Linked DNA regions of Homo sapiens: region 2 is linked to region 1. The links are chromatin loops, found by intact Hi-C in ENCODE. Cell type or tissue: Calu3. All regions are shown on one strand. Links, peaks and the distances in the headings refer to the core of each region. The heading gives the core; the rest is flanking DNA.

What was found. Hi-C counts contacts between places; a loop is a spot of excess contacts. Peaks named below come from ENCODE experiments on the same cell type or tissue, not always from the same donor. Only the 100,000 strongest peaks of a DNase experiment are listed, where the experiment ranks them.
Region 2: a loop joins it to region 1, with 2.3 times the contacts of the local background. A loop is called at or near these places in 6 of 110 quality-filtered maps.

Annotation. Positions count from the first base shown.
Region 1 is chr18:49,092,570-49,109,099 of GRCh38, forward strand. DYM (dymeclin) reads right to left here. Exons shown (of 18, transcript NM_001353214.3): 17 at 4,833-4,946. Among named protein-coding and RNA genes, the nearest start is that of MIR4744, 51 kb to the left of the region's middle. In Calu3, for the core only: no CTCF peak of the experiment used is centred there; a DNase peak (open chromatin) is centred at 7,862.
Region 2 is chr18:49,144,947-49,161,476 of GRCh38, forward strand. The region is part of intron 15 of DYM (dymeclin); the gene reads right to left. Among named protein-coding and RNA genes, the nearest start is that of MIR4744, 100 kb to the left of the region's middle. In Calu3, for the core only: no CTCF peak of the experiment used is centred there; no DNase peak of the experiment used is centred there.

The DNA of each region.
Region 1 (16,530 bases), core at 3,477-11,476:
TCTGTTTCCCCAACGTCCTAGCAATGTTGTGGTCAAAGTGGGGGTAAAATAACGAGCTGCAGTAGGAAGAAACAAACCACATTTGTAAGAGATGCTTTGCTTGTATATTATAGGTGATATCGGTGATGATGATGATGATGCAAATTAATGTAAAGGGACAGGTGGGTGCATACATCCTGAGAAGCAAATCTGGGGACAGAAGGAGAAGGGTGGTAGAAGGAGAAGGGCCAAATACAGGAAAACCAACTAGCAGGGAAAGCTTAGCGGTAAGAGACCCTTAGTCTTCCACCAGAGAGCCTGGGCTGAGAGGTCCTTGGGACAGCAAGCCATGGAGAAAAGCCTCACTCCTCACTGGGAGTCCCTCCTTTAATGTTCTGCACTAATGCTGTGCAGTGAATAAGGAGAGTTGAAGGACCAAAGGAGAAATCAAGATTTTGGCTGAGAAGAAGGAGAGAAATAGGAATCCAGAGGCAGGGTGAAGTTAATTTACCCCACGAATATGTATTGAATGAGATGGGTGTGCTGGGGGATGGTTTTGCTATAATGGAGGGACATACGTGTGCCATAGGAATGTGGAGAAAACCACCGAGTGTGCGTGGGTGAATCAGAGTGGGCTTCATAGAAAGCGGGGAGCATGATCGGCTCACCTGACAGACAAGCCATGAAACTGTGAGAACCCAGAAGCTGCATACACAAAGGCCTGGCATGCAAGGACTCTGTCCACCTGACGATCGGCCAGCGGCTGACAGCGTTGGAGCACAGGATCCGTAGGAGGAAAAAGAACACAACTTAAGTCAGGAGTTAGGCCATGAAGTGCCTTGTGTGCTGGATCAGAGCAGGGTGTAAGGGTGGCAACAGGGCTAAGAACACCTGGGGAGGAAGAAGGATGTGGAAGTGGAGACCCCAATTAGGAGTTTATAGCAATAGACTGTGGGAGAAATGTGGAGCAGCCACATGGGAGGGCGGCAACGTGGAGGGAAAGGAATGACTTGAGAAATGAGAATTTCTAGGGTTTGGGATCTAACAGTACTTTTGAGTTAGAGGGAGGATGCTGGCTATTCATATTTCCACAGGTAGAGATACACGAGGAGTGTGGATGTGTGGGGAGGCAGAAGAGAGTGACTGTGGACACATGGGGGTTGTTCCTGTGGGACCCCAAGGGGCCCTCCCAGTACAGCACTCAGGAATCTGCTCTGGGGATAGAGAACTGACAAAGAAACGAAAGATGCTTAGGGTGAGATAGGGAAGAGACCCCTGAATAGGAGCAAAGTGAAAGGTTTTAAGCAAGTTAGTTGATATGATTTTTTATATTTTTCTTTATGCAACTAAAAACAACCATGAAAGTATTCTAAAAAGTGGATATAAAATAAAGGCTTTAAAAATCATTTAGTGTGAAACTGGTAATTACTTTTAATTCCTATGACTTATCAAGTGTCTTGAGTAAATGAAGTTTGGTTAATGTCAATAACATATTATTCCACACTTTCTTATTTACACTAAAAGATAAGTTATCTTCTGGTTAATTCCCCTTGAAAAGCACTACCTAGTTTTCAAACACTAAATACAGTAAAATTCTTAATCCTCAAATGACATAGATAATTCACTAAACTGAAGAAAAGAGGGGACTTGAGAGCCCAACATAATAAAATCTGAGGTGGTAGTGGTATGAGAACACGCACGGATCTGGAAGAATTCTGACCCATCACCATGACATTCAAATTGCTCCACAGTAAGCAAAATGCGAGCCAGGAACATGCCCTGTTGTGGATACAGACAGTGAGAGCTTTGAGCTGCGGCTTCTAAGTCGGCTCCCAGAGGACATACTAACTTTATTTATTTCCTTCCAAATCCTAAAGGAGAAATAAGTGACTCAGGATTTCAGAGCCTGTTCTTTAGGTCTCTGTTTAAGCAGGAGGCTCCGGAAAAAATAATTACCTGGTATTGCCTTTCCCAGACTTCACAGAATACCAGTAAGAAGAGAATGTTTAGAATGATATTAATACTATTTACTCTGAACAGCCAAGTTGTTTAACTATATAGACAGATTTATCCAAATAGTATGCATTCCCACATAGGATATTACACAAATATTTTAGAAGGCTATGTCAAATAATATTTGATTGAAAAATATTTTATTTGGTTGGAAGTCAATTACTCTTCCATGGGCTTCCAGATCTTACTGTTTACTTGCCCAAAATTGGAAGAATACTACTTCTACAAAGTTGGCTTCAATTCTACAATGCAAGGGAAAGTTCTAAAACTTTTGGCTCATCGGCTTCAGCTGACATTAGCTGGTGAATTTTTCATGAGTAAGGGGCGCTGTGATCCTCTTAACAACCCAGAAGGTAGTAGTAAAGAATTCTGAGTTTCTAAGTGTTTAATTTATATATTTTAAGAAACAACAAATCAATTAGTATATATTATTCCACATTTTCATAGAGGGCTTATTAAGACAGCATTTCCAATTTGAAACCAACTCTTTTACATCAATATCATGTATGAAACTATTATTACACACCCGACAATTATTTTATCAGTATATATTAGTAAACTACTCCAAAGACTATAATGTGCTGTCATGTAGTATCATGTAAACATTACTCAACACAGCTTGAATTTTGAATCAACTTTAGATACCGTGGTATTCTGTGAATTAAACTCTAGAGATTTTAAGTGACTCATTTTATTATAAACACTCAATCCAAAAAGATGATTAAAATAATTGAGATAAGGCTTGATTGTAAGGATAAACAGCCTTTTATTTCTAGTAACATCTGTGGTAATAATATGCTATCATTTAAACCAACTAGGATGACTCACCATCTGTGGGTAAATGTAATTTTAGTAAATGTAATCTTTTCTAGTACTGGTGATAGTGTTTTTTTTTTTTTGTTTTGTTTTTAAACTGAATCATCCATCTTCTATCCTTTTGCAACCATGAAGTGAGTTGGCAAGCTGAGGTCAGGAGTACAACTTCTTGCTATGTTCCAGAACCAAATTAACTGGCCCTCTTAAGAAATTTACCCATGACCTTGGCCTCAATAGGATCTTGCTCTAAATCAGAGTCAACTTGCCTGGGACCCACCATAGATCAATTATTTTCTCTATTTAGCCATAATTCTGAAAAACGAAAAGAGTTACATTTTTGTTTATATGTCACTGTCTCAAATATAAATGACATTTTATTTTTGAATATAGTATAATAAATGAACAAATATTAACATTCCAGCACTTAGCCTGCACACTGTAATTCATTTTGCTTTAAGGTAAGTATTACAGTGAACTACAAGATTAACCTTCCCCAGACTCCATTGCAGTGTCCTTTTTTGGCAGCCTCGATATTTCTACTTTGTTCTTGACTGAGCTTACACACCAAGATCCATCACTTCCTGGGAGTAGCCACTTTAATCTTCATAGATTTTTTTGTACTGGTTCACATGGTATAGTTTACATAAATTTGAAATAGTTCAAAAAAATCCCACAAAAATACCCCCAAACCAACCAACAAACCAAGGTCTTACTTTATGTAAAAATGGAAACAATATGAATTCTCTATATTTAAAAAAATTATCTGGAATAGGAACACATCCAAGCTGGAGGGCCCAGTGAACTCTAACCTGTTTTTATGCTATTACCACATGGTGGTGCCACTTTGGCTGATAAACAGAACATTTGCCATCTTTGCACAGTACCGTGTGAATCTCCCTGTTGTTTATGTACAGTGGAACTTCAGTAAATGATTATGATGACTAATGTGCTGTTATTTTACAAACTCTGTTATTATAATTGAAAATATTTTTATATCCTACAACAATATCTCTCAAGCATTCATTAAGCAGTGGTTCTAGTGATAGTGCTGAAAAACATAGCCCCCAAAAACAGTAACAACACTGGAACAGACGTGAACTGTGACAAAACACTATGAAGGCCAAATATCCACTATGACCTCCTGTGTTGGTAATTTAGGTGAAAGCACTCTAAAAAATTAGAGCTAATGAAGAAAAAACTAAAAAGAACAGTAAAGTAAAAGTAAGCTGCAATGCTGTACATTCATGCATTCCCCAAAGGATCTTCTTTACATCTTTTTCTTATGGGATAATTAGTCTTGAAGTATGAGTTTTATATTGTGAGACTGCTTCAGGAATACATCTATCAAACAGATGTAAATGCCTTCTTCAAATACAGCACTTCCCCCACCTTCTCCACGAAGTGCATCTCTTTCCACTATTACATCCCAGGCACACAGTAAACAGTGCAGCAATTATGAATGTGGGCACTGGAGATAGACTTCCTGGGTTTCAATCTGCAGGCTCCATCATTTTCCAGTTGTATGGCTTTGGCTAAGTTTCTTAACCTCACTGTACATCAGTTTCCTCATCTGAAAAATTAGGATGATACCACTACCCACCGCAAAGGGCTGTGGTAGGGACTGAATGAGCTTGATATAACACATTTAGAACCTGTGTGGCACTGAGTCACACTATGGAAATATTAGCTACTCTTGTGATCATCTTCATCATCACCTTCCCATTAACTCTTGATGATACTCTTAAGGCCGAATTTGTTTCACTGGGTTAAAAAAATAAGGTGTCCTTTTATTAACAGTATATGAATTATAGTGCATGCCATGGCTACTTGTAGGATATGCAGTGGCATGAAAGTATTAATGCTTCTTTTGAAAAGCTGTCAGAAACCTTTGTCACAGTTCTGAGGAGCCCTTCTAGTCTATGTACTGGATAAGCAGCATGATTCTGGATAGGGTCTGCTAAGACACTAACATTTACATCAAGGGACACGGCAGTGTCAAGTGGACATTTCTTTAGCCTTCTTACCTTCAGTCTGTCTTTGGGCAGCGCAACGACGCCTTGCTTAATGATTTCCAGGACCCGTTCCACTGACAGCTCAGCTCCAGCTTGCAGCAACCTTGAGCTAAAGAAGGAGATCACCTGTAATGTAAAGTGTTATTTTTTAAACAAGAAGAGGTATGAAATGTATTTTTAGTAGCCGCCTTTCTCACATGGTAGTCAAACTATCATGATTCCATTCCTACAGTGACCCGGCTTTTAATTCACTAGCCCTCCTAAACGCAGTTTGCTCTCCGTTGGGTTTGATAGCCGAATCAGAGGCAACCCCTCAATATCCAGGGCTGATTATTCATTCTGTGAATTAAGTAGCCTCCTGAATTCTACTCTTTCTTGTGCTGCCTGACCTTGCATTTATATTTCGTTTATAGAGCAGTATCCAACAGAAAGTCGGGAGAGAAAGCTAAACCCTAAAGCCTATCACTTTTGAAGCTTAATATTAGCTCTCTCTCTCTCTCTCTCTCTCTCTCTCTCTCTCTCTCAAAAGGGCTTAACAGGAAAGAATTTGAAACTAATGGCTAAAATGATGTTTTGGGGATTATCTATGAATTTAGCCACATTTCCCTTATCATGATCACCAGGGATAACAAATAGCAACCTATAATTACTTTTGCTTCATGTTATAGCACAGCCCAAAGTATGCAGCAAGATATTAACACAGTAGCATTCTGGAAATACACGGTCCCTAAATATTTGTCACTAAAAAATGAAAACAAAACATCATTTTTCAGCAAATTATTTTTAAAACCACAATGTTCATAAATCAAGAAGACTGCAGATCCCTTTTAAATTCAAGAGAATAACATTTAGGTGTTTATAGTCAGACATGCAAAAATATAAAAAATTATTGTGTTTTTGTAAAGTTGAGCATTACCTTTTATGTCTTCTATTTTATAGGTAAAATATATTAAGTTACAAACAATCCTTCACAAACGTTTTTATGCATTTTCTTTCAGAATTACTCTCCTAAATGCTAATTGTTTAAGAGTACAATAACTTTTGTCTTATCCATTCTAGTGGAAAGTACACTATATTACATAAATGCCACTAAATGCATTTGTTCTGGAAGGTAAAGAGACTTAGCTGGCGCCACAGCCATTAACAAGCATGTGCCTCACAATTCTGTGGCAATGAGTGAGAACAAAGGCAGCTCATGGCTGGTGACACTGCTTGTGATTCCAGATAAACCATTTCTTTCTCAAGCAGTTTGCTGGCACCACCAGCTACTTTGCAAGCTGCTTATTTTGTCCACAAGTGGGCTTTTCGCTACGTGCCTGTGGGCCTTGTTCTTCCCCATGTCGGATTTTAAGTTCTTTTTGAGTTTCTGGGATTAATATTTTGTTCACAGAGTTTAGACACAGCAGGTCCAAAAATTGATTTTTATAATATAGTGAATAAATATCTGAAAAAAGACACAACACAGATAGCAAAACATATTGTAATAGATTAAAATCCTATTTTTAAAATATGCAACAATGAATACACAAAATAAATGCTTTCCTTTTGTGTAAATATCTTCACAGGTTGTAAACTGAGCATAGTTTTTCTGAGAAAAGAATTGGTTAACCATATGAAATGCCAATTTTGTTGGTAAAAAAATGGTTTAATGTTAGAAATTTCATATGGGTCAATCTAACACCTATGCATATTATCTTCTTTGACCAAAAAATATTTAAAAAGTAGGAGCATATCTGTTAAAAACACATTCTAAAAAATAAAAAAATGGTAATTAAAAAGTAGATAGATGTTACATATGCTTTAGGCTTACTGAATTTTTTTTTTCTTTCTAACATGCTGAAAGCTGATATTTCACTACTGGATTTTTGTTTTGTTTATAGCAGTAGATCATACAGACAAGGAGTAGTTCTCAAGCATGGCTGATCATCAGAAGTAGCTGAGAAGCCTTGTGAAATTCTGATCCCAGGGCCTAGTCAGGGACCTTCTATTATACATCAGGCTCTCCAGGTGATTTTGATGATCAGTCAGAATCCAGACCAGAGGTTTCCAAACTTTTCAAGTTGTACACATCTACAAGTAAAAAAATGAGGATGTGCTTGCAATATATGTTCTAGTTCTTTATAAATCATGCAATATACTACAGCACTGATGTTTTACATATTATAAAATGTTCATAAAATAAATTTAAAAGAATGAGATAAAGATAAAATCAATTAGATTAAAAAAACCAATGATACAAAACATGTTTTTTGTACTCATTAAAATGTCATTGAAAATAATCTGGGTAATTACAGATTACTAATCACAGCAATTTCACATGACCATCAGCAAGCACAGTATTCACCCACGGTAAGATGCATCGTTTATTACAGTGAATATTAAATCCATAGTGCCTAAAAGTCTTCCTGATAACTTTTATGGATCCATTTTCTGTGAGATTAGACTGGTTCATCACTGTTTTTCCCTTGTAATGTGGCACTTGTTCCAGGAGGAGGGGGATGCCAGCTCTGCCATTATCTTTTGTCATATGTGCTTATATTTTTCTATCACCTTCAGTGTGTGGGGAAACACGCTATTTCGTGAGGGTTTAACTAAATCTAGATACTGTAACCAGGAACACATATACTACACTAAGCTTTACGTGAATGAACAGGTGAGCGCATGTATGCCAAGCCCTACAAGTTGAGGAACTCCTATCTCCTCCCTCGGGATATCTGGAGTACTGAGGCTGACACAGACCCTGGAAGGTTGTAAAGGCCAATACTATTAGTAAAACTAAATCTCCTTATTTTTAGATGAATAAATAACAGCTCTAATATTTTCTTTCCATGCTTCTACGGATGAACTGTTAGTGCAATCTCTGGGGCATGTGGAGCCATCCGCTTTGATAATCACTAATCGAGATAACAAAAGGCACATAATCAGAGTTAAAGGGAACTCACAGTATTCACTTACTACTCAAAGACACGACAAACCAACAAAAGGGAGTGTACTTATGTGTCACACCACCAAGAACAAAGTAATGCAATGACAGTTTTGCTTTGTTGACTCTGCGGCCTATACTGGCTTTCCTCTAAGCCACAAGGAATTTCCATTTCCACTGGGAGAGCTGCAGAGGAGGCATGAAGCTGGGTTTCCAACTAAATTCCTTTTTCAAACTGGTTCTCATTTGTATGTTTTAAAGCTGACATTCTCATGTTTTTGCATTCAAACTCACATGATTTTAGAAAATGATAAAACAACCACTTGCAGAAGGGAAGTATAATTTATGTGTCAAAACCGAAGGAAACAAATCTATCCTGAATGTTTATCATGGACTGTGTGCTGTACATATACTATTTGTTTAATTCTCATGACAATCCCATGAGGCTGATAAAAATCTCTGTCCTACAGAATTGTAAAAAGGATCAGAGACAAACTAGACTGGGGTGGCCCAGGCAAGTGGGAGGAGTAGGACTCCAGCTCAGGTATTTCTTCCTACTTTATCATGTCTCCGGCAATTCCTATGTAGCAAAATGGAGCATTAGCTTAGTTTTTCAAATAGGAGATATCTAAGTGAAAGGTGTAAGTTGTTCAGCCAAACCTTTCAGATGTTGTCTGACTGCAACACCAGCAAAGAACGTGAAACAATTCATTCAAAGATAAGAGCTTCTATTTCCTACTCCCAGGTTATAATTTTGCATATAATAGTACTTTTAGTGATGATGACTACAACAGATGTGTGGCTTTTATCCATTTGTATAGCAACCATTAAAACTATTAAAATAGATGAACTTTTATTCCTCTGAAAATCTCTGCATGAGACACAGCCAATAACAGAAAACATTCAAGTAAAACCTTTAGTGAAAGTGGGGATGAATGCTTTGTCAGTGTAATTCAAAGACAACCTTTCAAAGGAAGGTACTTTTCCAAAGCGCATGTTTTACAACCCTCCTCTACCTACAATATTTGGCTGTAACTCATGAAATCCAAGTACAGCATATTACCTTCCATTATGCTATTAGCTTTGAACAGTGATTGCCCACTGTCATATACTGATTAATCAGTTGTTTACTTTGAGTAATGTCAAATCACATTTAACCACCTGTCATGAAACAAGTGAATGATTATTATTAATAGATCACAGATTAATAGAAATGAGAAGCTTTTCTGGAGTAGAGGAGAATAAAAAGGAGCTAGTATGTGCTCCTCAGGCAAAATGCTTGCTTGCTAAAAATGGCCACTCTCCTAAGAGGTAGAAGTAGACAGCTAAGTTTTATTTTATTTTATTTTTATTTTTTAAGACAACGATAAACATGTAAAATACATATATATTTCCTCATTGACTTGAGTTTCCCCTCAAGTTACTGTATTTTAATCAATACATATATTGACAATCCATTCAGCAGAGGAGCTCTCCCGAGGATTTACCAGGGAAATAAATAGATGATACCATTTTCTCTCTTGAAGAAAGACACAGTGTAATTTGTGAGATAAGACAGATCAAACCTGTATAATTAGAATAGACATCATGGTAAAGTGGATAATGAACTACTCAAAGAAGGCTTACATTTGAGTCTTGCCTCTGATACTAGCAATGTGACTTGTAAAACACTCAACATCTAGATGTAGCATGATGCAGTGGTTTAGAGAACTTACCTGGTGTCGGACTGCTTGGGTTTAAATCCCACCTCTTCTTATAATATCTTCAAAGTGACAAAGTTGCAGCATCTACTGCATAGGAACCAATAATGATAATGTGGCAACTTTGTCATTTTGTAAATGAGGGTACTGATACACACCTAATAACAGTAAGAGCTAACGCTCTGTGAGCACTTACCATGCGCAAAGCACTTTGCGCTGTGCAGACATTAACTTATTTAAGGCTGTAAATTTCTCTCTGGGCTTTTGCTGGGTCCCACAAATTTTGACATGTTACAGTTTCATTTATGTTCACCTTAAATTTGTTCTATTTCCCTTGTAAACTTCTTTTTGACACATGGGTGTATTGTTCAATTTCCAAGTATTTGGAGATTTTCCAGATATCTTATTTCTTTTTTTTAATACTTTCAGTTTTAGGGTACACGTGCACAATGTGCAGGTTAGTTACATATGTATACATGTGCCATGTTTGTGTGCTGCACCCACTAACTCGTCATTTAACATTAGGTATATCTCCAAATGCTATCCGTCCCCTCTCCCCCAACCCCACAACAGGCCCCAGTGTGTGACGTTCCCCTTCCTGTGTCCATGTGTTCTCATTGTTCAATTCCCACCTGAGTGAGAACTTGTGGTGTTTGGTTTTTTTGTCCTTGCGATAGTTTGCTGAAAATGATGGTTTCCAGCTTCATCCATGTCCCTACAAAGGACATGAACTCATCCTTTTTTATGGCTGCATAGTATTCCATGGTGTATATGTGCCACATTTTCTTAATCCAGTCTATCATTGATGGACATTTGGCTTGGTTCCAAGTCTTTGCTATTGTGAATAGTGCTGCAATAAACACACGTGTGCATGTGTCTTTATAGCAGCATCATTTATAATCCTTTGGGTATATATCCAGTAATGGGATTGCTGGGTCAAATGGTATTTCTAGTTCTAGATCCTTGAGGAATCGCCACACTGACTTCCACAATGGTTGAACTAGTTTACAGTCCCACCAACAGTGTAAGAGTGTTCCTATTTCTCCACACCCTCCCCAGCACCTGTTGTTTCCTGACTTTTTAATGATTGCCATTCTAACTGGTGTGAGATGGTATCTCATTGTGGTTTTGATTTGCATTTCTCTGATGGCCAGTGATGATGAGCATTTTTTCATGTGTCTTTTGGCTGCATAAATGTCTTCTTTTGAGAAGTGTCTGTTCATATCCTTCACTCACTTTTTGGTGGGGTTGTTTTTTTCTTGTAAATTTGTTTGAGTTCATTGTAGATTCTGGATATTAGCCCCTTGTCAGATGGGTAGATGGCAAAAATTTTCTCCCATTCTGTAGGTTGCCTGTTCACTCTGATGGTAGTTTCTTTTGCTGTGCAGAAGCTCTTTAGTTTAATTACATCCCATTTGTCAATTTTAGCTTTTGTTGCCATTGCTTTTGGTGTTTTAGACATGAAGTCCTTGCCTATGTCTATGTCCTGAATGGTATTGCCTAGGTTTTCTTCTAGGGTTTTTATGGTTTTAGGTCTAACATGTAAGTCTTTAATCCATCTTGAATTAATTTTTGTATAAGGTGTAAGGAAGGGATCCAGTTTCAGCTTTCTACATATGGCTAGCCAGTTTCCCAGCACCATTTATTAAATAGGGAATCCTTTCCCCATTTCTTGTTTTTGTCAGGTTTGTCAAAGATCAGATGGTTGTAGATATGCGGCGTTATTTCTGAGGGCTCTGTTCTGTTCCATTGGTCTATGTCTCTGTTTTGGTACCAGTACCATGCTGTTTTGGTTACTGTAGCCTTGTAGTATAGTTTGAAGTCAGGTAGCGTGATGCCTCCAGCTTTGTTCTTTTGGCTTAGGATTGACTTGGCGATGCGGGCTCTTTTTTGGTTCCATATGAACTTCAAAGTAGTTTTTTCCAATTCTGTGAAGAAGGTCATTGGTAGCTTGATGGGGATGGCATTGAATCTCTAAATTACCTTGGGCAGTATGGCCATTATCACGATATTGATTCTTCCTACCCATGAGCATGGAATGTTCTTCCATTTGTTTGTATCCTCTTTTATTTCATTAAGCAGTGGTTTGTAGTTCTCCTTGAAGAGATCCTTCACATCCCTTGTAAGTTGGATTCCTAGGTATTTTATTCTCTTTGAAGCAATTGTGAATGGGAGTTCACTCATGATTTGGCTCTCTGTTTGTCTGTTATTGGTGTATAAGAATGCTTGTGATTTTTGCACATTGATTTTGTAACCTGAGACTTTGCTGAAGTTGCCTATCAGCTTGAGGAGATTTTGGGCTGAGATGACGGGGTTTTCTAGATATACAATCATGTCATCTGCAAAAAGGGACAATTTGACTTCCTCTTTTCCTAATTGAATATCCTTTATTTCCTTCCCCTGCCTGATTGCCCTGGCCTGAACTTCCAATACTATGTTGAATAGGAGTGGTGAGAGAAGGCATCCCTGTCGTGTGCCAGTTTTCAAAGGGAATGCTTCCAGTTTTTGCCCATTCAGTATGATACTGGCTGTGGGTCTTTCATAGATAGCTCTTATTATTTTGAGATACGTCCCATCAATACTGAATTTATTGAGTTTTTAGCATGAAGTGTTGTTGAATTTTGTCAAAGGCCTTTTATGCATCTATTGAGATAATCATATGGTTTTTGTCATTGGTTCTGTTTATATGCTGGATTATGTTTATTGATTTGGTATGTTGAACCAGCCTTGCATCCTAGGGATGAAGCCCACTTGATCATGGTGGATAAGGTTTTTGATGTGCTGCTGGATTTGGTTTGCCAGTATTTTATCAGGATTTTTGCACCAATGTTCATCAGGGATATTGGTCTAAAATTCTCTTTTTTTGTTGTGTCTCCGCCAGGCTTTGGTATCAGGATGATGCTGGCCTCATAAAATGAGTTAGGGAGGATTCCCTCTTTTTCTATTGATTGGAATAGTTTCAGAAGGAATAGTACCAGCTCCTCTTTGTACCTCTGGTAGAATTCAGCTGTGAATCCATCTGGTCCTGGACTTTTTTTGGTTGGTAAGCTATTAATTATTGCCTCAATTTCAGAGCCTGTTATTGGTCTATTCAGAGATTCAACTTCTTCCTGGTTTAGTCTTGGGAGGGTGTGTGTCCAGGAATTTATCCATTTCTTCTAGATTTTCTAGTTTATTTGCGTAGAGGTGCTTATAGCATTCTCTGATGGCAGTTTGTATTTCTGTGGGATCGGTGGTAATATCTCCCTTATCATTTTTTATTGCGTCTATTTGATTCTTGTCTCTTTTCTTCTTTATTAGTCTTGCTAGCAGTCTATCAATTTTGTTGATCTTTTCAAAAAACCAGCTCCTGGATTCATTGATTTTTTGAAGGGTTTTTTGTGTCTCTATCTCCTTCAGTTCTGCTCTGCTCTTAGTTATTTCTTGCCTTCTGCTAGCTTTTGAATGTGTTTGCTCTTGCTTCTCTAGTTCTTTTAATTGTGATGTTAGGGTGTCAATTTTAGATCTGTCCTGCTTTCTCTTGTGGGCATTTAGTGCCATAAATTTCCCTCTACACACTGCTTTGAATGTGTCCCAGAGATTCTGGTATGTTGTGTCTTTGTTCTCTTTGGTTTCAAAGAATATCTTTATTTCTGCCTTCATTTCGTTATGTATCCAGTAGTTATTCAGGAGCAGGTTGTTCAGTTTCCATGTAGTTGAGCGGTTTTGAGTGAGTTTCTTAATCCTGAGTTCTAGTTTGACTGCACTGTGGTCTGAGAGACAGTTTGTTATAATTTCTGTTCTTTTACATTTGCTGAGGAGAGCTTTACTTCCAAGTAAGTGGTCAATTTTGGAATAAGTGTGGTGTGGTGCTGAGAAGAATGTATATTCTGCTGATTTGGGGTGGAGAGTTCTGTAGATGTCAATTAGGTCTGCTTGGTTAAGAGCTGAGCTCAGTTCCTGGATATCCTTGTTAACTTTCTGTCTTGTTGATCTGTCTAATGTTGACAGTGGGGTGTTAGAGTCTCCCATTATTATTGTGTGGGAGTCTAAGTCTCTTTGTAGGTCTCTAAGGACTTGCTTTATGAATCTGGGTGCTCCTGTATTGGGTGCATATATATTTAGGATAGTTAGCTCTTCTTGTTGAATTGAACCCTTTACCATTATGTAATGGCCTTCTTTCTCTCTTTTGACCTTTGTTGGTTTAAAGTCTGTTTTATCAGAGACTAGGATTGCAACCCCTGCCTTTTGTTTTCCATTTGCTTGGTAGATCTTCCTCCATCCCTTTATTCTGAGCCTATTTGTGTCTCTGCATGTGAGATGGGTTTCCTGAACACAGCACACTGATGGGTCTTGACTCTTTATCCAATTTGCCAGTCTGTGTCTTTTAATTGGAGCATTTAGCCCATTTACATTTAAGGTTAATATTGTTATGTGTGAATTTGATCCTGTCATTATGATGTTAGTTGGTTATTTTGCTTGTTAGTCGATGCAGTTTCTTCCCAGCCTCAATGGTCTTTACAATTTGGCAAGTTTTTGCAGTGGCTGGTACCGGTTGTTCCTTTCTATGTTTAGTGCTTCCTTCAGGAGCTCTTTTAGGGCAGGCCTGGTGGTGAGAAAATCTCTCAGCATTTGCTTGTCTGTAAAGGATTTTATTTCTCCTTCACTTACGAAGCTTAGTTTGGCTGGATATGAAATTCTGGGTTGAAAATTCTTTTCTTTAAGAATGTTGAATATTGGCCCCCACTCTCTTCTGGCTTGGAGAGTTTCTGCCGAGAGATCAGCTGTTAGTCTGATGGGCTTCCCTTTGTGGGTAACCCGACCTTTGTCTCTGGCTGCCCTTAACATTTTTTCCTTCATTGCAACTTTAGTGAATCTGACAATTACGTGTCTTGGAGTTGCTCTTCTCGAGGAGTATCTTTGTGGCGTTCTCTGTATTTCCTGAATTTGAATGTTGGCCTGCCTTGCTAGATTGGGGAAGTTCTCCTGGATAATATCCTGCAGAATGTTTTCCAACTTGGTTCCATTCTCCCCGTCACTTTCAGGTACACCAATCAGACGTAGATTCGGTCTTTTCACATAGTCCCATATTTCTTGGAGGCTTTGTTCATTTCTTTTTATTCTTTTTTCTCTAAACTTCTCTTCTCGCTTCATTTCATTCATTTGATCTTCCATCACTGATACTCTTTCTTCCAGTTGATCGAAGTGGCTACTGAGGCTTGTGCATTCGTCACGTAGTTCTCGTTCCTTGGTTTTCAGCTCCATTAGGTCCTTTAAGGACTTCTGTGCATTGGTTATTCTAGTTAGCCATTCGTCTAATTTTTTTTCACGATTTTTAACTTCTTTGCCATGGGTTCAAACTTCCTCCTTTAGCTAGGAGTAATTTGATCATCTGAAGCCTTCTTCTCTCAACTCTTCAAAGTCATTCTCCGTCCAGCTTTGTTCCGTTGCTGGTGAGGAGCTGCGTTCCTTTGGAGGAGGAGAGGCACTCTGATTTTTAGAGTTTCCAGGTTTTCTGCTCTGTTTTTTCCCCATCTTTGTGATTTTATCTACCTTTGGTCTTTGATGATGGTCATGTACAGATGGGGTTTTGGTGTGGATGTCCTTTCTGTTTGTTAGTTTTCCTTCTAACAGTCAGGACCCTCAGCTGCAGGTCTGTTGGAGTTTGCTGGAGGTCCACTCCAGACGCTGTTTGCCTGGGTATCAGCAGCGGAGGCTACAGAACAGCGGATATTGGTGAGCAGCAAATGTTGCTGCCTGATTGTTCCTCTAGAAGTTTTGTCTGAGACGAGTACCCGGCCGTGTGAAGTGTCAGTCTGCCCCTACTGGGGGGTGCCTCCCAGTTAGGCTACTCAGGGGTCAGGGACCCACTTGAGAAGGCAGTCTGTCCATTCTCAGATCTCCAGCTGCATGCTGGGAGAACCACTACTCTCTTCAAAGCTGTCAGACAGGGACATTTAAGTCTGCAGAGGATTCTGCTGCCTTTTGTTTGGCAATGCCCTGCCCCAAGACGTGGAGTCTACAGAGGCAGGCAGGCCTCCTTGAGCTGTGGTGGGCTCCACCCAGTTCGAGCTTCCTGGCCACTTTGTTTACCTACTCAAGCCTTGGCAATGGCGGATGCCCCTCCCCCAGCCTCACTGCCACCTTGCAGTTTGATCTCAGACTACTGTGCTAGCAATGAGCGAGGCTCCATGGGTGTAGGACCCTCCGAGCCAGGCACGGGATATAATCTCCTGGTGTGCCATTTGCTAAGACCGTTGGAAAAGCACAGTATTAGGGTGGGAGTGACCCGATTTTCCAGGTGCCGTCTGTCACCCCTTTCTTTGACTAGGAAAGGGAATTCACTGACCCCTTGTGCTTCCCGGGTGAGGCAATGCCTCGCCCTGCTTCGGCTCACGCGCAGTGCGCTGCACCTACTGTCCTACACCCACTTTCCGGCACTCCCCAATGAGATGAACCCGGTATCTCAGTTGGAAATGCAGAAATCACCCGTCTTCTGCATCGCTCACACTGGGAGCTGTAGACTGGAGCTGTTCCTATTCGGCCATCTTGGCTCTTCTTACTGATTTCTATTCAATAGTTTAATTTCACTGTGGTCAAAGAATATACTCTAGGTGATCTCATCTCATTTAAATTTGCTGAGGTTTGTTTTACGGCCCCATACATGGTCTCTCTTAGAGAATGGTTCACGTGCACTGATGTTGTTGGGTGGTATGTTCTATAAATGTGAACTCATCAAGTTGGTGGTTAGTATTGTTTGGGTCTTCTGTATCATCACAAATTTTCTGTTTATTTGCTGTATCAATTACTGAGAAAGAAGTGTTGACTTCTCCAATTATGGGTTTGTTTGTGTCTTCTTGCCATTCTATCAGTTTTTATTTCATGCATTTCGAAGCTCTGTTGTATACACATTTATGGTTGTTACGTCTCCTTGGTGAATTGACTTCTTTATCATTACATGGAGTCCCTCTTTATCCCTGGTAATGCTCCCTGTGTTGAAGTCTACTTTGTCTGCTATTAATATAGTCATCCTACCCCTTTTTTTTTTTATTAATGCTTACGTAGTAAAAGTTATTTTATCCTTTTGCTTTTAACCAATCTATTTCTT
Region 2 (16,530 bases), core at 4,038-12,037, 53 kb after region 1:
AAACTTAGTTGAGCGTGGTGATGCGTGCCTATAGTCCCAGCTACTCGAAAGGCTGAGGCGGGAGTATTGCTTGAGCTCAGGGGTTCAAGGCTGCAGTGAACTATGATCACACACTGAGCTCCAGCCTGGGCAACAGTGCAAGATCCCGTCTCAAAAAAATTCATATATATATATATATATATATATATAATTTATATATATAATATACAAATATAGGTCCCCAATGGGAAAACAAAATTAGAATATTTCACAATTACTAATGTGTTTTATTAAACTCACATTACACCCGTCTTGAAGTAACAATATAAAGGTTTCTATACAAATGTCATTAGTAAAAACTATTTTTTCAATTGTGTCTTTAAGGTATAGCCTACTAGGAATAGTCACTTAGATGTTCAGTTATGCCACCAAATGGATATATATTTAGGTTCACTGATTTCAATTTATTTAAATTTTAGACACTGCTCCTTTAAACTTTTGTTTCATAATCATGTAAAACATTTATGGAGTTCTTAAGTTACATCAAAGAACAAAAAATATTCAAAGAAGTCGAGTTTCATTCCTCTTTCACTTTTACCCAATTTCTTCACTTTCTTTATAGGTAACTGTTTAACAATTTTTTCTATAGTTTGTCCTTCCCCTATTTGTTTCCAAAATATAAACAGATACAAATGAGTATCAACCTGTCCCGAGGATGCCTATGTGGTGGCATATAGAGCTTCATATGGAGATGTTTTCATTCATTTTTATAGCTGCATGGTATAATACTTTCTTGTGTGAATGTACCAAAGCTTATTCAACAAATTCTTACTGATGGAGCTGTAGGTAGAAGATTTATCTGTTTGTTTTTAATGTCCTTATATATATGTCTATGTATTCAAGTCTTTTATGCAAGTAGTCTTTCAATATGTGGTCTATTTTACTTGTTTTCTTTTTATATTTTAGTTTTTACCTTTTTTTTTGGTATTTAGGAAGGTTTATATATTTGTTCTAATAGTTCCCTTTACATGAATAACTTTATATAACTCCCTAGTCCCCTTAGTTTAATTGTCATTTTCTATTGATTCCCTACCATATGTAATATTCAAATTAGCTAATTGCCTCCTTTTCTTCCTCCTCCTTCTCTCCCAGCATCTGACTTGAAGTAATATCCTAAATCCCTTTCTTTATATCCAGGGTAACCTCAAGGAAATGATGAAATGAGAGAATGCTGAAGCTAAAAACAACCACACACACAAAAAACCACATTAGAAAATAGAAAGCTATTTATGACAAACCCACAGCTGATATCATACTGAATGGGCAAAAACTGGAAGCATTCCCTTTGAAAACTGCCACAAGACAGGGATGCCTTCTCTCACCACTCCTATTCAACACAGTGTTGGAAGTTCTGGCCAGGGCAATTAGGCAGGAGAAGGAAATAAAGGGTATTCAATTCGGAAAAGAGGAAGTCAAATTGTCCCTGTTTGCAGATGACATGATTGTATATCTAGAAAACCCCATTGTCTCAGCACAAAATCTCCTTAAACTGATAGGCAACTTCAGCAAAGTCTCAGGTTACAAAATCAATGTGCAAAAATCACAAGCATTCTTATACACCAATAACAGACAAACAGAGAGCCAAATCATGAGTGAACTCCCATTCACAATTGCTTCAAAGAGAATAAAATATCTAGGAATCCAACTTACAAGGGACGTGAAGGACCTCTTCAAGGAGAACTGCAAACCACTGCTCAATGAAATAAAAGAGGATACAAACAAATGGAAGAACATTCTATGATCATGGGTAGGAAGAATCAATATTGTGATAATGGCCATACTGCCCAAGGTAATTTATAGATTCAATGCCATCCCCATCAAGCTACCAATGACCTTCTTCACAGAATTGGAAAAAACTACTTTAAAGTTCATATGGAACCAAAAAAGAGCCCGCATCGCCAAGTCAATCCTAAGCCAAAAGAACAAAGCTGGAGGCATCACCCTACCTGACTTCAAACTACACTACAAGGCTACAGTAACCAAAACAGCATGGTACTGGTACCAAAACAGAGACATAGACCAATGGAACAGAACAGAGCCCTCAGAAATAATGCCGCATATCTACAACTATCTGATCTTTGACAAACCTGACAAAAACAAGAAATGGGGAAAGGATTCCCTATTTAATAAATGGTGCTGGGAAAACTGGCTAGCCATATGTAGAAAGCTGAAACTGGATCTCTTCCTTACACCTTACACAAAAATTAATTCAAGATGGATTAAAGACTTAGATGTTAGACCTAAAACCATAAAAACCCTAGAAGAAAACCTAGGCAATACCATTCAGGACATAGGCATGGGCAAGGACTTCATGTCTAAAACACCAAAAGCAATGGCAACAAAAGCCAAAATTGACAAATGGGATGTAATTAAACTAAAGAGCTTCTGCACAGCAAAAGAAACTACCATCAGAGTGAACAGGCAACCTAGAGAATGGGAGAAAATTTTTGCAGTCTACTCATCTGACAAAGGGCTAATATACAGAATCTACAAAGAACTCAAACAAATTTACAAGAAAAAAACATCCCCATGAAAAAGTGGGCGAAGGATATGAACAGACACTTCTCAAAAGAAGACATTTATGCAGCCAAAAGACACATGAAAAAATGCTCATCATCACTGGCCATCAGAGAAATGCAAATCAAAACCACAATGAGATACCATCTCACACCAGTTAGAATGGCAATCATTAAAAAGTCAGGAAACAACAGGTGCTGGAGAGGATGTGGAGAAATAGGAACACTTTTACACTGTTGGTGGGACTGTAAACTAGTTCAACCATTGTGGAAGTCAGTGTGGCGATTCCTCAGGGATCTAGAACTACAAATACCATTTGACCCGGCCATCCCATTACTGGGTATATACCCAAAGGAGTATAAAACATGCTGCTATAAAGACACATGCACGTGTATGTTTATTGCGGCACTATTCACGATAGCAAAGACTTGGAACCAAGCCAAATGTCCAACAATGATAGACCGGATTAAGAAAATGTGGCACATATACACCATGGAATACTCTGCAGCCATAAAAAAGGATGAGTTCATGTCTTTTGTAGGGACATGGATGAAGCTGGAAACCATCATTCTCAGCAAACTATCGCAAGGACAAAAAACCAAACACCGCATGTTCTCACTCACAGGTGGGAATTGAACAATGAGAACACATGGACACAGGAAGGGGAACATCACACACCGGGGCCTGTTGTTGGGTGGGAGGAGAGGGGAGGGACAGCATTAGGGATATACCTAATGTTAAATGAAGAGTTAATGGGTGCAGCACACCAACATGGCACATGTATACATATGTAACAAACCTGCATGTTGTGCACATGTAGCCTAAAACTTAAAGTATAATTTTAAAAAAAGAACAAAAAAAAAAAGAAAATAGAAAATGTACTTTAAGATACATTTTAAAAATATATTTAACATTTTTTAAATTAATTAATTTTTTGTAGACACAGGGTCTCCCTATATTGCTCAGGCTGGTCTCGAACTCCCAGGCTCAAGATATTCTCCTGCCTCAGCCTCCCAAATTGCTAGATTACAGGTGCAAGCCCCGGCACCAAGCCTTTAAGATACATGTTAAATACAAGAAAATCAAGGGTCAAAATGGCAAAATAAGTTGCCCAAGCTCATAGTAAATTAAAGTTAGCTTAAAAACAGAACTCAGGTCTTCTAATTCTCAGTCTGTCACTCTATCCAAAACTTTTCTGGATCATTCCTCAATTAGCATTTGTTTAAGATGATTATAAACAAGATTCAGATAAACTCCTTTCCAGCCCCATTACCTTGTTAGGGGTCTGTGAGGCTCCTGCCTCAAAGCCTTTGCACTCCCTGCTCTATTTTATTAGAGTAGCACCAGGGACCGTTTCATGGAAGACGATTTTTCCACGGATGCAGGGTGGTGCTTTTGGGATGACTCAAGCACATTACATTTATTGTGCACTTTATTTCTATTATTATTACATTGTAATATTTAATGAAATAATTATACAACTTACCATGATGTAGAATCAGTGGGAGCCCTGAGCTTGTTATTCTGCAACTAGACAGACCTATCTGCGGGTGACGGGAGACTGTGACAGATCATCAGGTATTAGATTCTCATAAGGCATGTGTAACCTAGATCCTTTGCGTGTACAGTTCACAATAGGGTTGGCGCTCCTATGAGAATCTAATGCTGCTGCTGATCTGGCAGGTGGTGGAGCTCAGGAGGTAATGGAGTGACGGGGAGAAGCTGCCAACACAGATGAAGCTTTGCTCACTTGCCCGCCGCTCACCTCCTGCTGTGTGGCTCAGTTCCAACAGCCCATGGACCATACTGGTCCATGAGAACACACTTCCCTTAGATATCTACAAAGCTCATTCCCTCTCCTGCTTTAGGTCTTTGCTCAACTATCACCTTCTAAATGAGATATATGCTCCACTGATCACCCATATGCACTGCTACCTTCCAATTCCCAACACTCCCAATCTCTTCATCCTGCTTTATTTTCCCATGGAACTTGTTATCTTCTAACATTTTATTAATTTTTTCATTCATTCACCTATGTATGAAATTATTATATATCCCTCCTTACATTAGAACAGAGGCTTCATGAGAGCAGAGATTTTTTATTGTCACTGGGCAGAGGACAGTGCCCAGAACATAGAAGCTGCTCACTAAATATTTGTTGGATGAAAGAGTAAGAAATTTCAAGCACCATTACAAAGTGTTTTTTTTTTTTTTTTTTTTTTTGAGATGGAATCTCGCTCTGTCACCAGGCTAGAGTCCAGTGGCACAATCTCGGCTCACTGCAACCTCCACCTCCTGGGTTCAAGCGATTCTCCTGCCTCAGCCTCCCGAGTAGCTGGGACTACAGGCGCGCACCACCATGCCTAGCTAATTTTTGTATTTTTTTAGTAGAGACGGGGTTTCACCGTGTTGGCCAGGATGGTCTCGATCTCTTGACTTCGTGATCTGCCTGCCTTGGTCTCCCAAAGTGCTGGGATTACAGGCATGAGCCACCACACCCAGCCTCACAAAGTGTTTTTATACTTGCATTAGTCTTTCACAATTGCTATTTAAAACTGGTAACCTGGAGAATGTTTATAACTTATAGCGCATTCATAATGGGTATGGGAAATTTAGGACTTGGAATTGGTTAATGAGTTACTTCACATAGAGGTTTAAAGCACTACTACTAATGGAACAAAAGTTAGTCTAACTGGAATTCATTAACTAGTATGAAACTTAAGAGAGATCATATCTGATTATTAAAGGCTCAGTACTGTTTAGGCTTTGTTATGGACTGAATGTGTTCCCACTCAAATTCATATGCTGAAGGCCTAACCCCCCAGTGTAATGATATTTGGAGAGGGGGTGTTTGGGAGGAGATTAGGTGATAAGGGCAGAGCTTAGTCTGATGACATTAGTACCCTTATAGTAAAAGACACCAGAGAGCTTGCTCTTGGTCTCTCTGCTAACATAGATGCTAACAAAAGGCCATGTGAGCACACATTGAGAAGGTGGCTGTCTGGAAGCCAAGAAGAGGGGCCTCACCAGAACCCAACTGTGCTGACACTCCATCTTGGGCTTTCTGCCTCAAGGACTGTGAGGAAATAGATTTCTGTTGTTCAAACCACCCAGTCTACATTTTGTTACGGCATCTTGAGCTGACTAACACAGGCTTAAAACATGGCCCTACAGAAGATGGATCATTCATTCAGCAACCAGACTGATTAGCTAGCACTGCCTATTAAAGGACAAAGGATATGTTTCTGAGCAACAATGTTCCTCATGATGTCAAGCATGATGCAAATTTAAGATCATAGAAGAGATTAGGGGAGAGATTACAGGTGACTCAAATGTGTGAAAATAATTAAACAGGACTGCCCTGTTGATTATTAAACAAACGTGCCAAGTAATTCCATTTCTGTAATTCCAAGTATATTTAAGGATTGTTTAGTTCTGAAATGTCAACTGTCCAAGAATAACTGCTTTGTTGTAATAACAAATAAATCAAGAAAATCAACACATTCCAATCATGGAATGACCTCCAACAACCATCAAAGCACAAATCAACTGGCCTTCCTACTTCCCAAAGTATACCACTGCCCATTACCAAGATCTCCAAATTTCTATCTCAGAAACTCAAAGAATTCATGAATAAATTAAGAAACAATTTAGGACTTAACTTTATCTAGTGTTCAGTGAATTTTCTAATAATATCTTAAGTCTAGATAAAGTCTGATGCTTTTCATGTTCATTCTCTGCATTTATAAGGTAATTCTCAAATACTCCTGTTAAGGATTCTTCTCATGAATTTGTCAGAAATCCGTGAAATTTCCAGAAAAACAAGCAGAGCTGAATTCTCGAATACAATTTGTTTTCAGAAATTAAATCAACCAAGGAAAGGGTTGAATTTCCACTCATACAATGAATAAAATTACTGGTTTTGGGGGTCTTATTTAGAGAAACTCAAATAAAGTGGCATTTATAAAACATTTGTAGCTTTGACTATAATCAACTGTAATAATAAGATACCAGCTTAAAAAATTCTTTTCATTTAAGCCTCTTTTGTAATACTGCTTTTTAATAACCCTCATAATAGCCGAATTAAAGGACCCCAACAGAAATCATTCATCCCACATAAAACAAACATTGCCTTTTCTTCTTAGCTTTGTTTTACAAGCTACATTATTTCCAGATGACGCTTGAGGGGACTATGGTTTCAAGAATTAGATGCTTAAATAGACAGCTGCTTTCTATTTGCCATGTAAATCAAGGATAAATCAAAGAAAATTCCAAATAGGAGACTTCTTTTCTTCCTATTGGGAACTATGAACAGGCAGAAGGGGAGAAACAGAATGAAAAACAATCAAGATCTGAGCAAACAGAAAATTAAAGATTTCTCAAATAAGTAAAAGGAAATTTAAAATATTTCAGGAAAAGGTGTTTTTATATTAGCTCTATGCAGCAGGAAGTAAAAACTTTTTCACTAGAATGGAAAGAGGGGGAAAGAAACTGTGATCACTGGTTTTTAGAAATCTATCACACGTTACTACTGAATATGCATGGGTTATTTTTTCTGTATTCTTTAAACTTCACTTAGAAAGTTAATTAATCATTGCCAGATTTCAATGCAAACACATCCTATTTCTTTTTATAAGCCAGAGAGACGAAGGAACATAAAAGTTTTTTAATAATTTTTTTAAAAGTCCTTAAAAATAATATTCTACCATATTCCATAAGAAGGGACAGAACGATCTTCCTCTTCAGAAGTAAGAAAAGGCAATAGTGTTTCATTCGATCCTTCAGTTTAAAAATGAAGGAATGTTTTGTTTTTGTTTTAAAAAAGAGGGGAGCCCTCCAACTCAATATTGTCCTTAGAATCACTCTCAGAACATTTTTGGAACTCTCAGGTCCTAGCCAAGTTAGAACACAAGCACGAAAATTGGTTGTCTTATGTCAAAGTCAGGCCTGGCTTTTCATAAGGAAAAAAGTGGTAGGGTCAGGGGGGATGAGGAGTTTGCTTACTCGCTACAGACTTTGCTTGAATTTTAAAATCAATTGTATTGGTACAACCATTATGAAAAGCAGCAGGAGGTTCCTCAAATAATTAAAAATAGAATGACCATATGATCCAACAATTCCACTTCTGGGTATATACCCAAAGGAAATGAGGTATCTATATTTGCACTTGCATATTCATTTCAGCATTATTAACTACAGCTAAGATATGAAGACAACCTAAGTACTCGCTGACAGATACATGGAGAAAGAAAACGTGGTGCATATCCACAATGGAATATCATTTAGCCATAAATAAGGAGATCCTATCATTTGCGACAACATGGATAAACCTGGAGAACATTATGCTAAGTAAATGAGACAGAGACAAAAAGGGAAATACTGCATGATCTCACTTAGATGTGAAATCCAAAAAAGTCAAAATCATAGAATCAGAGCCGTACAGTGGTTGCCAGGGGGTGGGGGAAAGGAGATGTTGGTCACAGGGAACAAACTTTCAGTTATGTAAGATGAGTAAGTTCTGTGGACCCAGTGTATAGCATGGTGACTGTAGTTAATAATACTGTATTGTACACGTGATATTTGCTAAGAGAGTAGATCATAAGTGTTCTCATCACACAAAATGGTAACTATGTGAGGTGATGGTGATGGATGTGTTAATTGACTTAATTGTGGTAACTGTTTCACAATGAATACATATAGCAAATCATGTCATATACTCCAAAATATACAATTTTTTATTTATTATGACTCATAAACCTGGGAAAAAAATCGATTGCACTAAAGAAGAAACTCACTGGGACCTAATCAATGTGGGGCTTGGAATCTATTTAAGTTCAAAGCAGTTGTGCTAGGGATGTTCACCAATTTTATTCACAGGGTTTGGCTCTGTTTTACACAGTTTCTTCAATATGAAAGTAAATATAAAGATCTTGATCCAAATTTCATGATCCTCCTGGAGAAATGGTTGATTCCAGGGCTGGGGCAGAGAAAATACCCGATGAACTGGAGCATCTTGATGGTCTCAAAAAAAGATAAGAGTAAACTGAGAGGGCAGAGGACACAACATGAAAGAGCTCCCAATGGCCAAAGCTGGAACAATGTGAGCAACAGAATAATAACAGTATTGGTTATAACACACAGAATAAAACAAGGATCCATGTGTCCAAACTGATAGAAATAAATAATTGAATAAGTAAATACACGAGGGAGAAGTGACAACTCTTCCTTATAGAATTCTATTAATAATGGCAGAAGGAATGAGAAAAAAAGAAAATCACTAGTAAATCAGTGATATATGCTGCAGGCAAGATCCATCAGTGGATTTCAAAATTTGTGGGAAAATTTGTAAGCAGAAACAGGATATTGGCATAGTCTTAAAGTATCTCCCCAAAATATATAGTCATTACAAAGAGAAAAATAACAAATTTACAGTAAAAAACCCTGGCATACCTCACCTTAGCAAAATGGTCAAGGTAAACCTCACCAGTAATACATATCAATATCATGTATTTCCCAGTATGATGCACTGAGAAGGGCTCACCTCTTCCCAATCCTTGTCAATAATGCATGACCTCAATCTAATCATGAGAAAACACCAGCCAAATCCAAATTGGGGGATATTCCACAAAATAACTGACTAGTAGTCTTTAGAAGTGTTGAGGTCATGAAAGACAAGAAAGACTTAGGAGACATGACAAGGAAATTTAATATGGGATCCTGGGTTGGGTCCCAGAAAAGAATAGGCATTAATGTTAAAATTGTAAAATCTGAATGAGATTGTTATTAAAGTTAACAGTAATGTACCAGTATTAATTCCTTTATTTTGATAAATGTTACATGATCATGTAAGATATTAGCAAAAGGGAGAATTGGGTGAAGTATATATGAAAATTCATTTTTGTTTTTTTTGAGACAGAGTTTCGCTTTTGTCGCCCAGATTGGAGTGCAATGGCGCAATCTCAGCTCACTGCAACCTCCGCCTCCTGGGTTCAAGCAGTTCTCCGGCCTCAGTCTCCCGAATATCTGGGATTACAGTCGTGTGCCACCATGCTCAGCTAATTTTTGTATTTTTAGTAGAGACACGGTTTCACCACGTTGTTCAGGCTGATGTCCAACTCCTGACTTCAGGTGATCCACCTGCCTCTGCCTCCCAAAATGCTGGGATTACAGGTGTGAGCCAATGCGCCCAGCTGGAAATTCTTTAAAACATCTCTATAAGTCTAAAATTATCTTAATGGAGGAATGGAGGGAAAGCAAGTTGCATGTATACTTGACAGAAATTCAAGATCTACACCTACAAAGAAGAATATAAAGTAAAAAGTATGTTATTCTTTTTTCTTTGAGATCTTTCAGTCTGACTCCCCAGAAGTAACCATTATTTAATAGTTGTGCATTATTGAAAAATTTAATGCATAATTTTCAAGCATACATGTATGTATAAACTACATGCTATAAAGTATTTTTCTTACTGGTTTATATATCATGGGTATCTTTTCATATAAACCCATGTAGATTGATTTCATTTAAAAAATAGCTGTAGAATACTGCATTGGATGAATTTATACTTTATTTAATAAGTCCCTTATTGAGGGATATTTTGCTTATTTCTATTTTTTGTTCTTAAACAAGGTTGAAGAATATACACACCTTTGTGGAACTGCATATCTAGCTGACTTTCGCAGTTTCTAAAGTCAAATCACTCAAACATATTTTGCCTCCTTAAAATATTAATTATTTCAAAGTACAAGATTTATTTTCCTACATTCACCTTTGTGCCATAATGCTAGCCATGCTGATCTTTATCTACTAGTACACACACCCAACAAATAGCTCTCTTTTTCCCCCCGTGCTCAAAGCACTACTTTTTTTTCAATGGCTTCATCAAGATACAATTCATATACCATATACTTCACCAATCTAAAGTATGATTGAATGGTTTTTGGTATATTCACAGAGTTGTGCAAATATCACCACAGCCTAATTTTGAAACATTTCATCACCTCCCAAAATAAACTCTGTGCCCATTAGTAGTCACACCTCATTCTGCTTCACACTCCAGCCCTAAGGCATCTACTATCTACCTCTATAAGATTTGCCTATTCTGGACATTCCATATACATGAGATCAAACAATAAGTGGCCTTGTTACTGGCTCCTTTCACTTAGCATAATGTTTTCAAGGTTCATCCATGATTAAGAATGTATCAGCATTTAATTCCTTTTTATCGTATGATGCACTGAGAAGGGCTAGTAGTATCTCACATGGTATCTCACATGGTATGGATACACCACATTTTATTTATTCATTTGTCTTCTGATGGACACTTCAGTTGTTTCCATTTTTGGCTATTGCAAATAATGGTTCTATGAACATGTGCATTTTCAGGTAGACATATGTTTTCAATTCATTTGTATGTAAACCCAGAAATGAAATTTCTCTATCATGTGACAACTCTGTGTTTAATTACTGATGAACTAAAATGGCTGCACCATATAACATTCCCATGAGCAGTACATGAGGATTCTAATTTCTCCACATCTTCACCAACACTTGTTATTATCTGCCTTTTTATTCTGGCCATCAAAATAGATGTGTGAAGTGGTATCTCATGGTTTTGATCTGCATTTCCTTAATAGCCAATGATGTTGAGTATATTTTGATGTGCTAATTGGCCACTTTTTATATCTTCTTTGGAAAAATGTCTATTAAGATTTTTCCCATTTAAAAAATGCAGTAAAAATTTTATTGCTAACTTGCATCACAGTCCAACAAGATGCTCAGTTGGCCTTCCGTGAGAGGATCCAGGGATCCAGAAAATGTTATCCTGTGGGAACTTGGAATCTCCCACTGGGTCTCCTGCAACCAGCCAGCAAATGATGAGAAAAGAGAAGTGTGGAAGACACACTCAAACCACGCCCCCCCCTCAAAAAAAACAACAACAAAAAATGGCCAGGCGTGGTGGCTCACGCCTGTAATCCCAGCACTTCAGGGGTTTGAGGTGGGTGGATCACCTGAGGTCAGGAGTTCGAGACCAGCCTGGCCAACATGATGAGACCCTGTCTCTACTAAAAATACAAATATGAGTAGGGCGTGGTGGTGCATGCCTATAGTCCCAGCTACTTGGGAGGCTGAGGCAGGAGAATTGCTTGAACCCAGGAGGCAGAGGCTGCAGTGAGCTGACATCATGCCACTGTGCTCCAGCCTGGGCGACAGAGTGAAAACGCTGTCTCAAAAAAAAAAAAAAAAAAAAAAAGTGTGGAAGACAGCATTTCTACCTACATTCCACTGACTTAGAGCTAGTCATATGCCCCCCTCCTAGATGCAAGGGAGCTGGAAAATGTTGCTTTGCTGTGTAATCAGGGAGAGGAAATGGGTTTTGTGGAGCATCTGGCCAGTCTCTGCCTCACCTAAAGTCTTTGCCTCACCTAAAGTGGGGTGCCTGGCACATGCCTGGCATTCAGGAAAAGCAGCTGGTTGACAGGAAGCCTGCCAACATGGCCCCCATTTCTTTGTTCTTGGTGGTCACTCTGGTTTGGCTTATTTCTGGGGCTCCTGGACATGCCTGACCTTGGGAATTCCAAGGTCAGGAAGCACCCTGGGAAGAGGGAGTCCATCTTTGGGGTTCAGGTACACGCTGTGATGTCAAGTAACTACCCAGATGTTCCCAGACAGATTAGAAAATCCTCCGGATGTTGCTGCTCACCTGTAGTTAGTGACTGCTGGCTGTTGTGATCTCTACCTCTCCATCTAATATCACACCACTCCTCCTCCTGCAGAAGCTCTTTCTGCACTAAAGAGCTCAGAGACAGTTCCATCTTCTGAACTAACACCTGTGGTCCCAGACTGTCTCTCCCACACATAGGCAGCATGGCATAACTGTAATAGCTAACCTTATCAAGCACTTGCTTCATGCCAAGGATCCTACCTCATTCATTTAATCCTCAAAAGAACCCCAGGTGTTCAATTCTCATTATTATTTGTCTTTTTGGTTCTGGCCATCATAGTACAGAAAAGGTAATTGAGGCCCAGTGAGGCAAAATGACATACTTAAGGCCACACAGGTCACAAGCCACAGAACCAGTTCACAAAATATAATATTTGCCCATTTTAAAATTCCATTATCTTTTTATTATTGATCTCTTCACATATTATAGATACTAGTCCCTTATCAGATGGATTATTTGCAAATATCCTCTCCCATTCTGTAGATTGTCTTTTTGCTTTCTTAATTGCATCCTTTGAAACACAAAGTTTTAAATTTTGATGAAGTCTAATTTATCTATTTTTCTTTTGTCACTTGAGTTTTTGGCATCACCTAAGAAGTCTTTGCCTAACCCAAAGTCATGAAGGTTTAATCATATTTTATTCTAAAAGTTGTATAATGTTGGCTCTGACATTTAGGTCTATGGTCCATTTTGAGTTAATTCTTGTGTATAGAATGAGTGAGGGGTGACAAATAATTACTGAACACCTATTATACACCAGACACTGTGCTGGATACAAACAACTCAGTGACAATGACACAAGACCATTTTTCACTTTCATGCCCTCTTTGAAGAAGCATAACACCTGGAATGTTTTCCTGCCTGAATCTCTCCTTTGAAAAATATTACCCAGCTCAAATTTCAACTCCTTTCAATGAAGACTGCCACAGTACCTCCCCTTCTTCCTAAAAGTTTTTCTCTCTCACTTTCTCTTCTGACAACCCACAAGTTTGGTTCTGTAGCTTTTATAAAATTGGTTATATGTTGAATTGTATTTTAGTTGTGTATCTGTTTTAACTATCCTGTAAGTAGGTACTATGCCTTCTTCATTTTTACCTCTTATACCATGGTAAAGTAATGTAAAACAAAAGTTTTAATAATATTCTGATTGCTGTTATCATCACTAGAATAAATGCATGAAAAGTTGACCCCCAAAAGCAATTGTCAAAAGTGACAACATGTGAAAGGAGCTGTTTTAAGAGTAACAAATTTCAGCTTTTCAAACTTCTTGGATATGACAGCATACCTACTAAGATAACTGTTCCCATGTTATATAAGTGTTAAATTACCTACCCCAGCCTTTAAATCTTCCAGAAAAATCTTTAAGGGACATTTCCATCAAGAACTAATACCATTATTCTACTCTCTGTCTTCATGAGTTCAGTTGTATTAATTTTTAGCTCCCATAAATAAGTAAGAACGTGTGATGTTTGTTTGTTTGTGCCTGGCTTGTTTCACTTAACAAGAAGGATGGTTACCAGAGGCTGCGAAGGGTAGTTGGGGCAGGGAGGGGATGATTAAGGAGTAAAAAAATATAGTTGGATAGAATCAAGAAGATCTAGTATTTGATAATAGCACAACAGGGTGATTACAGCTAACAATAATTTATTGTACATTTTGAAATAACTAAAAGAGCATAATTGGATTGTTTGTAACACAAAGAAAGGATAAATGGTTACCCCATTCATCCTGATATTACTCATTGTACGTGGGTATTAAAATATCTCATGTACCCTATAAATATATACATCTACTATCTACCCATAAAAATTTAAAAAAGAATACTCTAATACCATTATATACAAACAATATGTATGTATATCTTTGTATTATTTATGTACGTGTGTGTACAAAGGGGCATTTTAACACTAGCTCAGTAAAGGCACAAACATTGTACAAAACAATTGACTGAAGATAGTTTTCAATATTATTTATCCATCAACTATTGAGTCAAATGAATTTGAGATCTAAGTTAAAGAGTAAACACCACACAGAATCTTAATAATAGAACAACCTAAAAAGGATGGGGTGGAAAATAGAAACATCTCTGAATTTAAATTTTGTCATATGAAAATCAGATCAGAATATCCTATAATACATTTCTGAAGAAACTAAATGTCTGAAAGCAGATTTAAAAGTTTGTAAACAAGGTCTAAAAGATTATTAATAAAAGCTATGAAGTCAAAAGGTCAGCCAGTGATATAGTCCAGAGTTAACGGTATCTTAGAATTCCATATAGAATGATAATAATAAGTGATCATGACTTGATGAAAATAAATTTCATATGGATGGCTTTTACTCTTTAGAAAGTTACAGTTTAGAAGCAAGCTATCTGTAGGGCACAGTGGCTCATGCCTGTAATCCTAGCACCTTGGGAAGACAAGGCAGGACAATCACTTGAGGCCAGGAGTTCAAGAGCAGCCTGGGCAATATAGTGAGACCCAATCTCTACATTTTGGAGTTAGGTGGTAGAGTCAGTCCTACAGAAAGATTCAAAGTTATTTGATGACCACAGGGCAATATAATTTGGTTCCTTATGGTTGCAACTAGAATAAAAGTTAAATTGTTAGGAACTAGGGAAACAAAGCTTATATGGTACAGTAACAATATTCCTCATTGGTTATAAATATTCATATGGTTATAGCTTAAAAAGCATTCATAACTGATTTATTATCTTTGTTTCATTTTCTATATTCAGGTTCCATATTTGGTTATATATGACCAAACTTCTCTGAAAGTTCAGTTCATTTTTATTAAAAAAAAATCTGTTGAAAGATTCTCCTTTAACAATTCTCTCCTGTCCCTGTTAGTCACTGAATTAAATTGTATGTAATCCTGATCATACAAACACCAAAGCAAAGCCAAGTCAATGGAACTTTATTTGCTTTCTTAAACTCCCTTACTGCCCCTGTAGTGGCATTCTCTCCCCCCACAGGCTTGAGTACAATTTTTGTTTTATTTCCCCTTAAACAGCCAGGGCAGTTTCCTCATTATCTGGAACTCAGTTGAAGGTTTCAGGTTTCCCTAGAGATGTTCAGACCAACATAGTTGCACTAAAGTACTAATACTAATGTTTTTGGAACTTGCGATTAGCTTTCTATGTTGTTACTCAACTGATTTGTGAATTATACAGTATAATGAGGATAAACATTTTCTTAATAAACTTAGAAATCTCTAGGTAGACTGAAAGTACTCTATGTACTACAGTGAGAAGAAAAACATGTCCTTATTTTTAAGTACTTATTCAAACTCTGCTAATACAGTACATTCAGTCTTGGTGTAGAAAGTACACGTCGTGAGACTCTGTCTCAAAAAAAAAAAAAAAAAGTACACATCTAGGAATCCACTGCTGCATTAAGACCTTCTCATTTTCCTTTTTCATCTTTTACCAACAAGTGGTTTAAAGCATTAGTCCAGGACACAGAATTTTATGTGGTTACTGGCAAAGGTACTTAAGTAAAACTTCTGTGAAAGAAAAGGAAGGAACATGTTCATTTTCCCAGTTAATGACTAATGTAAAAGAGAAAATGGTTTCAAATGTGTAAATCACTTATACAACAGTGTTTTGAGCAATGGGAATGACCAACAAAACATTGAAGTATCATGAAAGAACATACAACGGTGCTTATTTTTAAGGTTACTGCTGTTTGTTTAATCACCTTTCAGGTCTCTATCAGGAGTGATTCACAGTCATCTCTCCTACTGAATCAGTGCTAACCATTCTCTTCAATTAAATCTGAGAAAAGGCAGCAAAATTCAAGTTCATAAACCCATTTGGAAAATGTTGTGATTTACAAAGTCTCATACACATAAATGTTAAGAAAAAAAAAAAAAAGGATTGTCAATGACAGATTCCAAATGGAATTTTCCCACTATTTCTAGAAGCAGATGCTTTAAGAAATTCATTTTTACTTAGTGAAAATTTTATACAAGAAGAAAATATTCAATCAGTGACTCTAAAATCTGTAAACTTCAGTAGCAGAATTCACAGGACTGTTACAAATTCAAATTGTCCTATCATGGCATAATTACCTCCATGGTTGGCAAATACCAGTAAATATGACCTATTTCCTCAAATATTAATTTTATAGATCTCTGATTAAAGAAGAATGCTACTAAGGCAACATCAGAACTTCAGAACTATACATATTCAACACATTTTTGTGGAGTAAATGGCACAGGAATACTACATAAATCAAATAATAATTGC